Regions from separate parts of the Homo sapiens genome. Here regions 1 and 2 are each linked to region 3. A link is an interaction called in ENCODE POLR2A ChIA-PET data of the cell type or tissue named here. Cell type or tissue: PC-3. All regions are shown on one strand.

Region 1 (4,000 bases), 760 kb before region 3:
CTCGCCAACAACCTGATAGAAACCTGCAAGGCCAGCGCCTCTGCAGCCCCACACTCCCTAACCCCTTCTCTAGGGCATTGCCATCTTCTGACATACCATTTATTTTATGTCTTGTTTAATGTGTGTGTGTCTCTCTCTTAAATGTCATGCAGCCGGGTGCGGTGGCTCACACCTGTACTTTGGGAGGCCGAGGCAGAAGGATCACTTGAGCCCAGGAGTCGAGACCAGCCTGGGCAACATAGCAAGGCCCTGCCTCTCTGTATTTTAAAAAATGAAGTAAATAATAAATACATAAAGTATTTATGTATTTACTTACATTACAAAGTTCCCCCAGGGGCGGGAACTTTGCCTTGTTCTTGCGGCATCCCCAGTGCCTTGGACAGCTCCGGGCCCAGAGTCGCGACGCCTCCAGCAGGCCCGGCTGCCCCACTGCGCACATGGGCACAGGCTTGGCACACGCACTGCGGCATTCACGTATCCGCGAACACATGGGTATCTATTTATACATGAAGACACGAAAATGTATTTATTTCTTTTAAAATCAGAAGAAAACGGTGAGAACTGTGAGGCCGGGGGGACGTTTTCCTCCGGGATCCTGGCAGATCCTGCAGACCGCGCCGTCGTGCGCGAAGCACCGGGACGGGCCTCCCGCGGGAAGGGCCCAGGAGGACACCGGGCTCCCCTCCCGCCCGCGGGGCCCCAGACGCGGCGCCGCTTTAAGGCTCCGGGCCCCGCGCGGATGCGGAGGCTGCGGCCGTGACGTCAGCGCCCCGCCCCGGGTGATGCTGCAGCAGCCGGGACCGCGGCCGGGCAGGCAGCAGCCCAGCGGGGACAGGGATGCCTGCCGTCTCCACCCACAGGTACCACCGTCTCCTCCGCGCCCTCCGCCCGCTCTCTGGCTCCGTGCCTGCCGGGGCGCCGCGCCCTGGGCCCCGGGGTAGTCAGGGCGCCGAGACCGGGACCCGAGGCCGGCACGGAGACCTTTGTTCCTCGTGGAAGTCTCATGAATTGCAGAGTCCACGGAGCTCCCCCGTCTCGCCCCTCCGAGGGCAGGAGCCTCGGGCCCAGGGGAGGGTGCCGGCCAGATGGCAGGTGCTCTCATCCTTGCTGGCAAGGGGAGGAGACCCCGGCCTTGGCCCCAGCTCCTGATGCGCTCCTTGAGCCGGAGGCCTGGTCCCTAGTCACCTGGGCAGGTGTCATCCGCTCCCGGCTCACCTCTTGCGTGGGGCTGAGCCCTCTTGTTGACCAGGGGCCTGGCAACGCCCCTCAGCATCCCAGGGTTACTTAGCGAGGGCACCGAGGACTCCCCTTTCCCGAGCGAGTCAGCACCAAGGGGAACGCGCTGAGGTGGAAGCCGTTCAGCTCCTTCTGCCCTCGACAATCAGCAACTTCTCTAATTATTTCTAGAGTGACAGCCGTGCATGTTTTTCAGCTCTTACAGGGAAGCAGAGTCAGGGGCGGAGGAAAGCCACGTTCAGGCTGCACCTGGCCTGGGCTTTTGGGAAAAGTTGGCCCTGGAGTAGGGGTCAAGCTGCCGGAGATGCAAAGTGGGAAACGGCCACGATTCAGTAACTAGCCTATTAAGTGCACCCTCCCAAGTCCGTAGAGCACCTTCCTGGTCCTGGAGGACCTCACTGAAGAATTTTGAGAATGGGTAGAAAGAAGCATGAGGGGTCGGGCGCGGTGGCTCATGCCTGTAATCCCAGCACTTTGGGAGGCTGAGTCGGGTGGATCACCTGAGGTCAGGAGTTCAAGACCAGCCTGGCCAACATGGTGAAACCCCATCTCTACTAAAAATACAAAATTAGCCGGGCGTGGTGGCACATGCCTGTAATCCCAGCTACTTGGGAAGCTGAGGCAGGAGAATCGCTTGAACCCAGGAGGCGGAGGTTGCAGTGAACCCAGATCATGCCACTGCACTCTAGTCTGGGCGATAGAGTGAGACTCCGTCTCAAATAAACAAATAAGCAAATACGCCCTAGGAAGGGAGGTGGCCCAAGGCAACCCCGTGGGGGGAGCTCATTTTCATAACGAGAAGAAAGAAATGAGGAAATGGTTTCCGCTCGTAGTAGGATCATTGTAAGCATTCAAACTACATTGACATTGATTACTTTTATTAATCATTTGCCGCTTAAACTTCCCACAACACAGTTTGAGGAATCTGTTACTTTAAGCATCCTCTGTACTCTGGAAGCACAGTGGACCCCTTGCATAGCCTTCGGGGGATCCAGGGAGATGAGTGGATTTCCTTTTGACCGAGTAAATGGTCATATGGTACAGTAAAGATGGTCTGGCGAATGTTTGTATTTGTGCATGAAAATTAGATTTTATGATCTTAAATTCCACTTTCACCCATTTTTATGGGAACCTTAAAAATGGATTTTTGTTGTTGTTGTTGTTGTTTTTTGAGACAAGAGTCTCACTCTGTTGCCCAGGCTGGAGTGCAGTGGTGCGATCTCAGCTCGCTACAACCTCCACCTCCTGGGTTCAAGCGATTCTCCTGCCTCAGCCTCCGGAGTAGCTGGGATTACAGGCACTCGCCACCATGCCCAGCTAATTTTTTGTATTTTTAGTAGAGACGGGGTTTCTCCATGTTGGCCAGGCTGGTCTCGAACTCCTGAGCTCAGGTGATCCACCCACCTCGGCCTCCCAAAGTGCTGGCATTACAGGCGTCAGCCACTGTGCCCGGTCTCAAAAATGAGTTTCTAAAATTCTTCTTATGATAAACATTTGTGAACAGTTTTTACTAAATGTAGTTTTAATAAAAATGGTAATGCTGATCCCCAGATTTGAAGATGAATCCTTAGTAAAGACTTCTTCTGAGCCAGGATTAAGCTAGGTTTAATTCTGGTTCAGATGCTAGAGAGAAGTTCATTGAGTGTGTGAGGATCTCCCTTCTGCTAGGACAGGCTGCAGTGGGGTGTGGCGGAGGTGGCAGTAGAGTTGTCCTCTTGCAGGTAGAGAAGTGGGCCGTCTACATAGTCCACTTTAAATAAGGTCAAAGAGGCTCCTCTTTTCAAAAAGACACTTCAGGGGCTGGGAATGGTGGCTCATGCCTGTAATTCCAACACTTTGGGAAGCCAAGGCAGGTGGATCACTTGAGCCCAGGAGTTTGAGGCCAGCCTGGGCAACATGGCGAAACCCCATCTCTACAAAAAAATACAAGAATTAGCCTGGTGTGGTGGTGTGCACCTGTAGTTCCAGCTATTTGGGAGGCTGAGGTGAGAGGATCACCTGAGCCCAGGGAGGTTGAGGCTGCACTGAGCGATGATGACTGCACTCCAGCCTGGGCTAGATAGAGGGAGACTCTGTCTGTCTGTCTGTCTGTCTGTCTCTCTCTCTCTCTCTCTGTTTCTCTCTCTCTCTACACACACACACACACACACACACACACACACACACACACACCTGCCATATGCTGTTTAAAGCTGAAGTTTTTCCAAACTGGGCCACAGTTCTTCATTCCAAATTTAAAGGGAAGGTTTCTAATGCACTTAAGTTCACATTATGGTTAAAATGCTGATTAGAAAGAGTGGGAGATATGCCTGTGTGCCTGCAGGTGGGGAGAGGCTGGGCAGAGGGACAGAAAGGGAGATGGCCACTGAGAGCATACGTGGGGCTGTGACCTTTGGGCGGAGTCCGATCCAACCGTCCACCTCACCTGTGCTGGGTCTCGCCTCTGACTCTGAAGGAGATGGTCTTACACAGTGTTGGAACTGGCGCTCTATTTCTGTGCTTTTGATGAATGAAGCTCCAGGGGATGCTAACTGCTGCTTGGGGTTTTGAAAGGAAGACCTGCCAATCACCAGGTTTTACCATGCAGAAGTGCTTGAGCTAGGCCAGTGAGGAACATAAATAAGCTTAGCTTCTTAAACATGTTAATCTTGATTTACTCCTTATAAATGAATTCTATTTCAAATGAAGTATTACTTGTCTACATGGTTCTTAGGTTCATCTGTTCTCTTCCTACAGGAAAGCGTGGTATTTTCCAAAGCCACAG
Region 2 (4,000 bases), 600 kb after region 3:
AACTGACTTTGGTTCAGGTAGAGAATTATTAAGATGCATTACCTCAAATGTAAACATTTTATTTTATTTTTTTCCGTGGCTAGCCGCACAGAGTCCTATATACCTCTCCAGCAGCACTCACCTGGAGAAGCTGCTATGGATGCCAGCTACTGTTATTTCTCCCTTCCCAATAAATATTTCATTTTCACTTAAAATATGTCAGTGTACATTGGTTCCCTGATCTGCTCTCAGATGGCCAAGGGCTTATGTTTGAGTAGGTCACAGGTTCATCTTTCTGTATGAGGCGTACATGCAACGTATAATCCACTTTTTTAATCCTACTTTTTTTTTTTTTTTTTGAGACAGGGTCTCGCTCTGTCACCTAGGCTGGAGGGCAGTGGTTCACTCACGGTTTTCTGCAGCCTTGACCTCCTGGGCTTAACCCATCTTCCTGCCTCAGCCTCCTAAGTAAGCAGGGATCACACACACCTGGCTAATTTTTTTATTTTTTTAATTTTTTGAAACAGAGTCTCCCTCTGTCGCCCCGGCTGGCGTGTAATGGTGCGATCTCAGCTCACTGCAACCTCTGCCTCTCTGGTTCAAGCAAACCTCTTGCCTCAGCCTCCCGTGTAGCTAGGATTACAGTCGTGCACAACGCCACATCTGGCTAATTTTTGTATTTTAGCAGAGATTGGTTTTCACTATGTTGTTCGGGCTGATCTCGAACTCCTGACTTCAAGTGATCCACCCACCTTGGCGTCCTAAAGTGCTGGGATTACAGGCATGAGCCACCATGCCTGGCCTTGGCTAATTTTTTTGATTTTTAGTAGAGACGAAGTCTGGCTATGTTGCCTAGGCTGGTCTCGAACTCCTGGGCTCAAGCATTCCTCCCAGCTCAGCCTCCCGAAGTGCCGGAATTGCAGATGTGAGCCACAGCGCCCGGCCTTCCTTCTACATTTTAATAATTCCTGCTGAGATTTTACAGTTGTCTTGCCTGGTCTAATTCCATAATTCTACAGGAAGTTTGTTTTATTGGGTGACTTGTCTTTTACTAGGTTTCTGAAGCACTCAGCTTTGTTTTCTTCATGGAATCAGCTCCTTTCACACCCAGGGTGCACCCTCTTATGTAATAATTACATTATATGATTACACAGGTAAACAACTGCCATCCGATTGGAGCAGGCATGGCGACCTCTGTGGGCATGCAGAGACAGGAAGGAAGGCTCGACTCCATGGCACCCCGGGGGTGGTCAGCACGTAGAGGCCATTGGCCAGGGTGTTTGGTAAGGGCATGGAGAGCGCCATTCACCCCTGATTCTGCTAGGTAGGAGTCAGGGTAAGTCGTAGGGATCACAGAGCCTGGGCCAGAGGCAGGTTCAACTTAGAAATCCCTCCGGGACTAGGGGAAGCCCTCACTCTGAGAATGAGCACATGCTCCAGAAAGGGGGCATCAGGTAAAGTTTCTTTTCCCGTGGGTCCTGTCAGTAGCATTTGTACTTAGGAGCTTTGCCGTTTGCCAGCTGAAAGTTGCCATTTTCATTAACGTAGCTTGCCGTTTCTGTATCTAATAACAACAAACACTTTTGTAATATGTACCCTGTGCCAGGCAGTGTACTGGGCACTTTGAAAATACGAAGGTTGGCCGGGCGCGGTGGCTCATGCCTGTAACCCCAGCACTTTGGGAGGCCAAGGCGGGTAGATCACCTGAGGTCAGGAGTTCTAGACTGGTCAAGACCAGTCTGACCAATATGGTGAAACCTTGTCTCTACTAAAAATACAAAAATTAGCCGGGTGTGGTGGTGGGTGTCTGTAATCCCAGCTACTCGGGAGGCTGAGACAGGAGAATTGCTTGAACCGGAGAGGTGGAGGCTGCAGTGAGCTAAGATCATGCCACTGCACCACTCCAGCCTGGGCGACAGAGCGAGACTCCGTCTCAAAAAAAAAAAAAAAAAAGAAACAAAAAGAAAAGAGAGAAAAGGAAAATACTAAGCTAGCCGGACACTGTGGTTCATGCTTGTAATCCCAGCACTTTGGAAGGCTGAGGTGGGCAGATTGCTTGAACTCAGGAGTTTGAGACTAGCCTGGGCAACATGGCAAAACCCCATCTCTACAAAAAAATACAAAAATTAGCCAGGTATGATGATGCACACCTGTAGTCCCAGCTACTCCAGAGGCTGAGGTGGGAGGATCGCTGCTTGAGCCTGGGAGGCAGAGGTTGCAGCGAGCCGAGATTGCACCACTGCACTCTAGCCTGGGCAATGTAAAAAAAAAAAAAAAAAAGAGAGAGAGAGAAAGAAAGAAAGAAAGAAATGCTAAGCTAATTAGCCTTATGACAACCCTGTTTGAGGCCGGGCGCGGTGGCTCACACTTGTAATCCCAGCACTTTGGGAGGCCGAGGCGGGCGGATCACGAGGTCAGGAGATCGAGACCATCCTGGCTAACACGGTGAAACCCCGTCTCTACTAAAAATACAAAAAAATTAGCCGGGCGTGGTAGCGGGCGCCTGTAGTCCCAGCTACTCGGGAGGCTGAGGCAGGAGAATGGCGTGAACCTGGGAGGCGGAGCTTGCAGTGAGCCGAGATTGCGCCACTGCACTCCCACCTGGGCCACAGAGCGAGACTCCGTCTCAAAAAAAAAAAAAAAAAAAAAAAGACAACCCTGTTTGGTAAGTACTACTGTGATTCCCACTTTACAGATGGGGAAACTGAGGCACAGAAAGGGGAAGTAACTTACCTAAGTCTTACCCAGCCAGAAAGTGGCAGAGGCTGCTCCTAACCCTGCACCATGCTGCCTCCAAACACGGGCTTGTTCCCAGGAAGAAGTGCTGGGTTGGGGGAGGGGAGTCCAGATCCCAGGGAGGAGGACTCAGGAGGCCTCTGGGAGTCAGGCGGCTATGCAGGAGGGGCTTCCTGGCTCTTTTTCACTTGTCCCCTCACCCCCACCCCCCGTCCCCACCTTCCCAGGACTTAGTTGGACTTCCAGGCAGAGTTCCTTGTTTGTTTTTGTTTTGTTTTTTCCTTTTTTTAGAAACAGGGTCTCGCTGTGTCACCCAGTCTGGAGTGCAGTGCTGCGATCATAGTTTACTGCAACCTCAACCTCTTGGGCTCAAGCAATCCTCCTGCCTCAGCCTCCTGAGCAGTTAGGACTACTGTGTGCACCGCCACACCAAGCTAATTTTTTTTTTTTTTTTTGAGACGAAGTCTTGCTCTTGTCCCCCAGGCTGGAGTGCAATGGCACAGTCTCGGCCCACTGCAACCTCTACCTCCCGGGTTCAAGCGATTCTCCTGCCTCAGCCTCCCGAATAGCTGGGATTGCAGGTGCCCACCACCATGCCCAGCTAATTTTTGTATTTTTACTATACATGGGGTTTCACCATGTTGGCCAGGCTGGTCCTGAACTCCTGACCTCGTGATCCACCTGCCTTGGCATCCCAAAGTGCTGGGATTAGAGGTGTGAGCCACCGCACCCAGCCACACCAAGCTAATTTTTAGATTTTTTGTAGATATGGGGTCTTGCTAAGTTGCCCAGGCTGGTCTCAAACTCCTGGGCTCAAGTGATCCTCCCGCCTCAGCCCCCCATAGTGCGTAAGCCACCGTGCCCAGCCTAGTTCCTTGCTCTTGAAGGTCCTTGTGTCTGATGGAGTTGGCGTCTTGGACTCTGATCCTCTACAGCAAGAGTGGGCAGAAGGACGCAGCTCTGGTGCCTGGCCCTTCCCCAGTTGGCCTGGGGTGGTGCCCATTCTCCCCAATGCCAGGGGCAAGCAAGGCCTGGCCTCTACAATCTCAATGGCCTCCTTGCCCAACCCCTAGGCCTCTTTTGGGAAGTTGACCTAGGTGTCCTTGAGCTGGCAGTTGATACCATCTGGCTCCAGTGCACTGGCCTGGGAGAGGCAGTGGTACGGTGGTAAAGAGCAGGCTCCAGAATAAACCTAAACCCACTTCCTTCCCCGTCACCTCCTTGAGTCCCACTTTCCTCATTCATAAAACTGAATGGCTGCCTTCGGGGCTTGTCACAATGTTTA
Region 3 (4,000 bases):
CCTCCCCATCCATAAATCCATTTGGTCAGTGCCTCTTCTGTAGTAATAGAATTGGGAACAAGACCTGCGGCTGCCCAAAATAAAGACATTTCCCCATTGCTCTTGCAGTCAGTACAGACATAAAGTTCCGCTTAATGCAGTGTATGCAAGATGCCATATGGCAGGCAGCTTCCAGAAACTTTGCTCTCTTAGCTTTGCCTATTTCTCCATCCTGCTTCCTGGAATGTAGATGCCACCAGCTTGGGCCTTGAGATTGAAGCCCCACAGGACAGAGCACCAAGCTAGGAGGAGCTGGGGCCCCTTACCCTGTGGAGCACCATCCCAGCTCCCCACCACCAACTTGACTTAGTAGGGAAGAAAAATACTTCATTTTGTTTTCTGTCACTTGCAGCTGAAACCGTTTCTCACTGGTAGAACTATTAAATGGATGCCTGAAAATCTGTTAGGACAGAAAACAGGAAGATATTCTACCAAAGCCCCTGGTGGTGCAAATGGTGGAGTCTCTTCTGCCTCACTCAGTACATGCTTCTGTACTGTGAGTTAGTTAGTTCATTTGCAGATGGTAAACAAGAGAATGCTGGCCGGGCGCGGTGGCTCACGCCTGTAATCCCAGCACTTTGGGAGGCCAAGGCAGGCGGATTACAGGAATTCAAGACCAGACTGGCCAACATGGTGAAACCCGGTCTCTATTAAAAATACAAGAATTAGCCAGGCTTGGTGGCGGGAGCCCGTAACCCCACCTACTCAGGAGGCTAAGGCGGGAGAATCGCTTGAACCCAGGTAGTGGAGGTTGCAGTGGGCTGAGATCAAACCACTGCACTTCAGCCTGGGTGACAGCGCAAAACTCCATCTCCAAAAATTAAAAAAAAAAAAATACGTCAGTAGAATGCAGAAATTGTGTTTGTGTTCTTAGCAGCATGTTCATATAATAGTTTGAGGTGGTGGTGGAGCGGAGGGGGGCAAGCATTCTCTCAATGAAAGAGCAAGGCTTAGCAACTGTAAACCAAAAAGTATCTGAGACAGGTCTCAATCAATTTAGAAGTCTATTTTGCCAAGGTTAAGGACATGCCCAGAAGAAAAAAGCAGAATCTCAGAAATAGTCTGTGGTCTGTGCCTTTCTCCAAAGATGATTTTGAGGGCGTCGATATTTAAAGAAAAGCTGGCTGGAGGGGAAAGAGGGAGAGTATGGTAACCTACATGTTACAAGAGAAAAGGTACAAGTAGAGGAATCAGCAATTACATGTCTGTCTCTTGCTCAGTAAATCAGCACTTTACATAAAGTGAGGTGAACACAGAGTAGCTACTTGTGGGGATACTTAACCTTTTATCTGTCGCTGTCTGCTTAGGAACATAAGGAAAGACAGCTCCTTGCATGACTCAGCTTTCAGCTTAATTTTGTTTTTCCTTTTTGGCAGAGTGAATTGGGGTCCTGAGTTTTTTATTTTCCTTTACACAACATATGAAGACCTTAAAGAGAAAACGCTGAAAATTCTGCAGGGCTCTGGGCTGGTTTTGTGATTTCAAGAAGCGCTTTCTCCTGTAATCCCAGCATTTTGGGAGGCTGAGGCAGGAGGATCGCTTGAGCCCAGGAGTTCGAGACCAGCCTGGGCAACACAGTGAGACCTTATCTCTACAAATAATCAAAAATTATCTGGGTGTGGTGGTGTGCACCTATAGTCCCAGCTACTTGAGAGGCTGAGGCAGAAGAATTGCTTGAGCCAGGAACTTCAGGCTGCAGTGAGATGTGACTGAGCCACAGAACTCGGCTTGAGCAACAGAGTGAGATCCCATCTCAAAAAACAAAACAAAAAAAAAAAGAAGTGCTTTCCAAGCTTTCTGTGGAGTCCTAATTAGGGAAAAGGAGTCAGGTTGGCAGCACCAGGGGAAAGCAAAAGAGAAAGCAAATAAGCTATAAATCTGCCTCTCTTCATGGTCCACAACAGATAAACAAAGAGGAAGCAGATGAGTTATAGGTCTGTCTGTGTTTATGTCCCAGGAAGTGTAGCCCTCCTGAGCAAATAACACACATAACTCACAGACTTCCCGTTTCACATCAAACACCTCAATTTATCAAACATCCCGGTTGACAGAAGAAGGCAGGTTAGCTCCTGCAGCCGTGGCGTAATCCAACATCCCAAGAGCCATCCTATAAAATCTCCAGCAAGCCTGTTTCCTTGCAGTCCGCTCCTCTTCTGCTGATACCGCCCGTTGCCTCCTTGCAACATATTTTCCTACTTTCTCTAATAAATCTATCTTTCTCTACCTACAACTGTCTTGGTAAATTCTTTTACTCCCGTGCCACTGGCCCAGACAGTTGTCACTCCCCTGTGACCCTTTCAATAATCTTAAACTAAATGGTGGAGTTAGCAGGACAGTTGAAGATATTTTCATATGTAATTTGTTTGTTTTAATTGATTATAGCCTGCATTGGATTTTCAATTTTTTTTTTTTGAGACGAAGTCTCACTCTTGTCCCCCAGGCTGGAGTGCAATGGCATGATCTCAACTCACTGTAACCTCGGCCTCCCAAGTTCAAGTGATTCTCCTGCCTCAACCTCCCAAGTAGTTGGGATTACAGGCACCTGCCACCATGCCCAGCTAATTTTTGTATTTTTAGTAGAAACGGGGTTTCACCATGTTGGTCAAGCTGGTCTCGAACTCCTGACCTGAGGTGATCCACCCACCTCGGCCTCCCAAAGTGCTGGGATTACAGGCGTGAGCCACCGCGCCCGGCATTTTTTTTTTTTTGAGACGGAGTCTCACAGTGTTGCCCAGGCTGGGGTGCAGTGGCACAATCTCAGCTCACTGCAACCTCCACCTCCCAGATTCAAGCGATTCTCTTGCCTCAGCCTCCCGAGTAACTGGAATTACAGACGCACGCCACTACGCCTGGCTAATTTTTGTATTTTTAGTAGAGGCGGGGTTTCGCCATGTTGGCCAGGCTGTTCTAGAACTCCTGACCTCAAATGATCTGACCGCCTCGGCCTCCCAAAGTGCTGGGATTACAGGCGTGAGCCACTGCACCTGGCCGGATTTTCAATTTTGATGAAACAGCTCTACTAGGAGTGAAAGGCCCAAAGACCCTAATCTGAGAAGAGAAAGCAGAAGTTCCCCCAGGCGATGGAGATCTGCCCTAGCTGCTGTGCTTATCAAGACTGCATTTATACTTGTTTGTGTTCAGATTGTAAAACCGCATAGGATTCAAGTGGTCCTTGCCAGTCATTTCTCCCCTTAAGCCCTGTTATTTTGATGTGCCACTTGGCAGAATGTCATGTTCTTTAGGAACAGGTATATCACATGATAGCAGAAATGCCTATATGTGCCTTTGATGCACAAAACGGGGTTGCTATCAAGGTGGTGTCTATATTTGGCTTGCTTGATTGATGGGGAGAGGAAATGGCTCTTGGCCACACCCATTTATTAATCTAAAGGAAAAAACTGAGGTGAAATCCATACAAGTAGAGAGTTTATTTGGGCCAAGTTTGAGGACTGCAACCCAGGAGCATAGATTCAAGTTGCCCTGAATTTATGTTCCTATCAGCAATAGTTACAAGTGTGGTGTTTTTTTTGTTTTTTTTTTTGAGATGCAGTCTCACTCTTGTTGCCCAGACTGGAATGCAGTGGCGTGATCTCGGCTCACTGCAACCTCCGTCTCCCGGGTTCAAGCGATTCTTCTGCCTCAGCCTCCCTAGTAGCTGGGATTACAGGCGCCTGCCACCACGCATGGCTAATTTTGTATTTTTAGTAGAGATAGGGTTTCACCATGTTGGCCAGGCTGGTCTCGAACTCCTGACCTCGTGATCCGCTCGCCTCAGCCTCCCAAAGTGCTGGGATTATAGGCATGAGCCACCATGCCAAGCCTTACAAGTGGGTTTTTAAAAGAAAAAAGGAAGGCTGGACATGGTGGCCCATGCCTATAATCCCAGCACTTTGGGAGGCTGAGGCAGGCAGATCGCTTGAGCTCAGGAGTTCAAGACTAGTCTGGCCAAAATGGTAAGATA

What was found. Peaks named below come from ENCODE experiments on the same cell type or tissue, not always from the same donor. Only the 100,000 strongest peaks of a DNase experiment are listed, where the experiment ranks them.
Region 1: POLR2A ChIA-PET joins it to region 3 with 6 read pairs; 1 of 35 experiments calls an interaction of 5 or more read pairs at or near these places.
Region 2: POLR2A ChIA-PET joins it to region 3 with 9 read pairs; 2 of 35 experiments call an interaction of 5 or more read pairs at or near these places.

What each region holds. Positions count from the first base shown.
Region 1 is chr1:8,317,327-8,321,326 of GRCh38, forward strand. SLC45A1 (solute carrier family 45 member 1) reads left to right here and starts at 788. Exons shown (of 9, transcript NM_001080397.3): 1 at 788-860. RefSeq lists a silencer at 618-897. In PC-3, no CTCF peak of the experiment used is centred here; no DNase peak of the experiment used is centred here; H3K4me3 peaks cover 1,083 bases.
Region 2 is chr1:9,672,779-9,676,778 of GRCh38, forward strand. The region is part of intron 1 of PIK3CD (phosphatidylinositol-4,5-bisphosphate 3-kinase catalytic subunit delta); the gene reads left to right. The region is part of intron 1 of PIK3CD-AS2 (PIK3CD antisense RNA 2); the gene reads right to left. Among named protein-coding and RNA genes, the nearest start is that of PIK3CD-AS2, 13 kb to the right of the region's middle. In PC-3, no CTCF peak of the experiment used is centred here; no DNase peak of the experiment used is centred here; H3K27ac peaks cover 510 bases.
Region 3 is chr1:9,073,227-9,077,226 of GRCh38, forward strand. It overlaps a transcript of SLC2A5 not described here. Among named protein-coding and RNA genes, the nearest start is that of SLC2A5, 5.6 kb to the left of the region's middle. RefSeq lists an enhancer at 3,066-3,155. In PC-3, no CTCF peak of the experiment used is centred here; a DNase peak (open chromatin) is centred at 2,035; H3K4me3 peaks cover 738 bases; H3K27ac peaks cover 479 bases.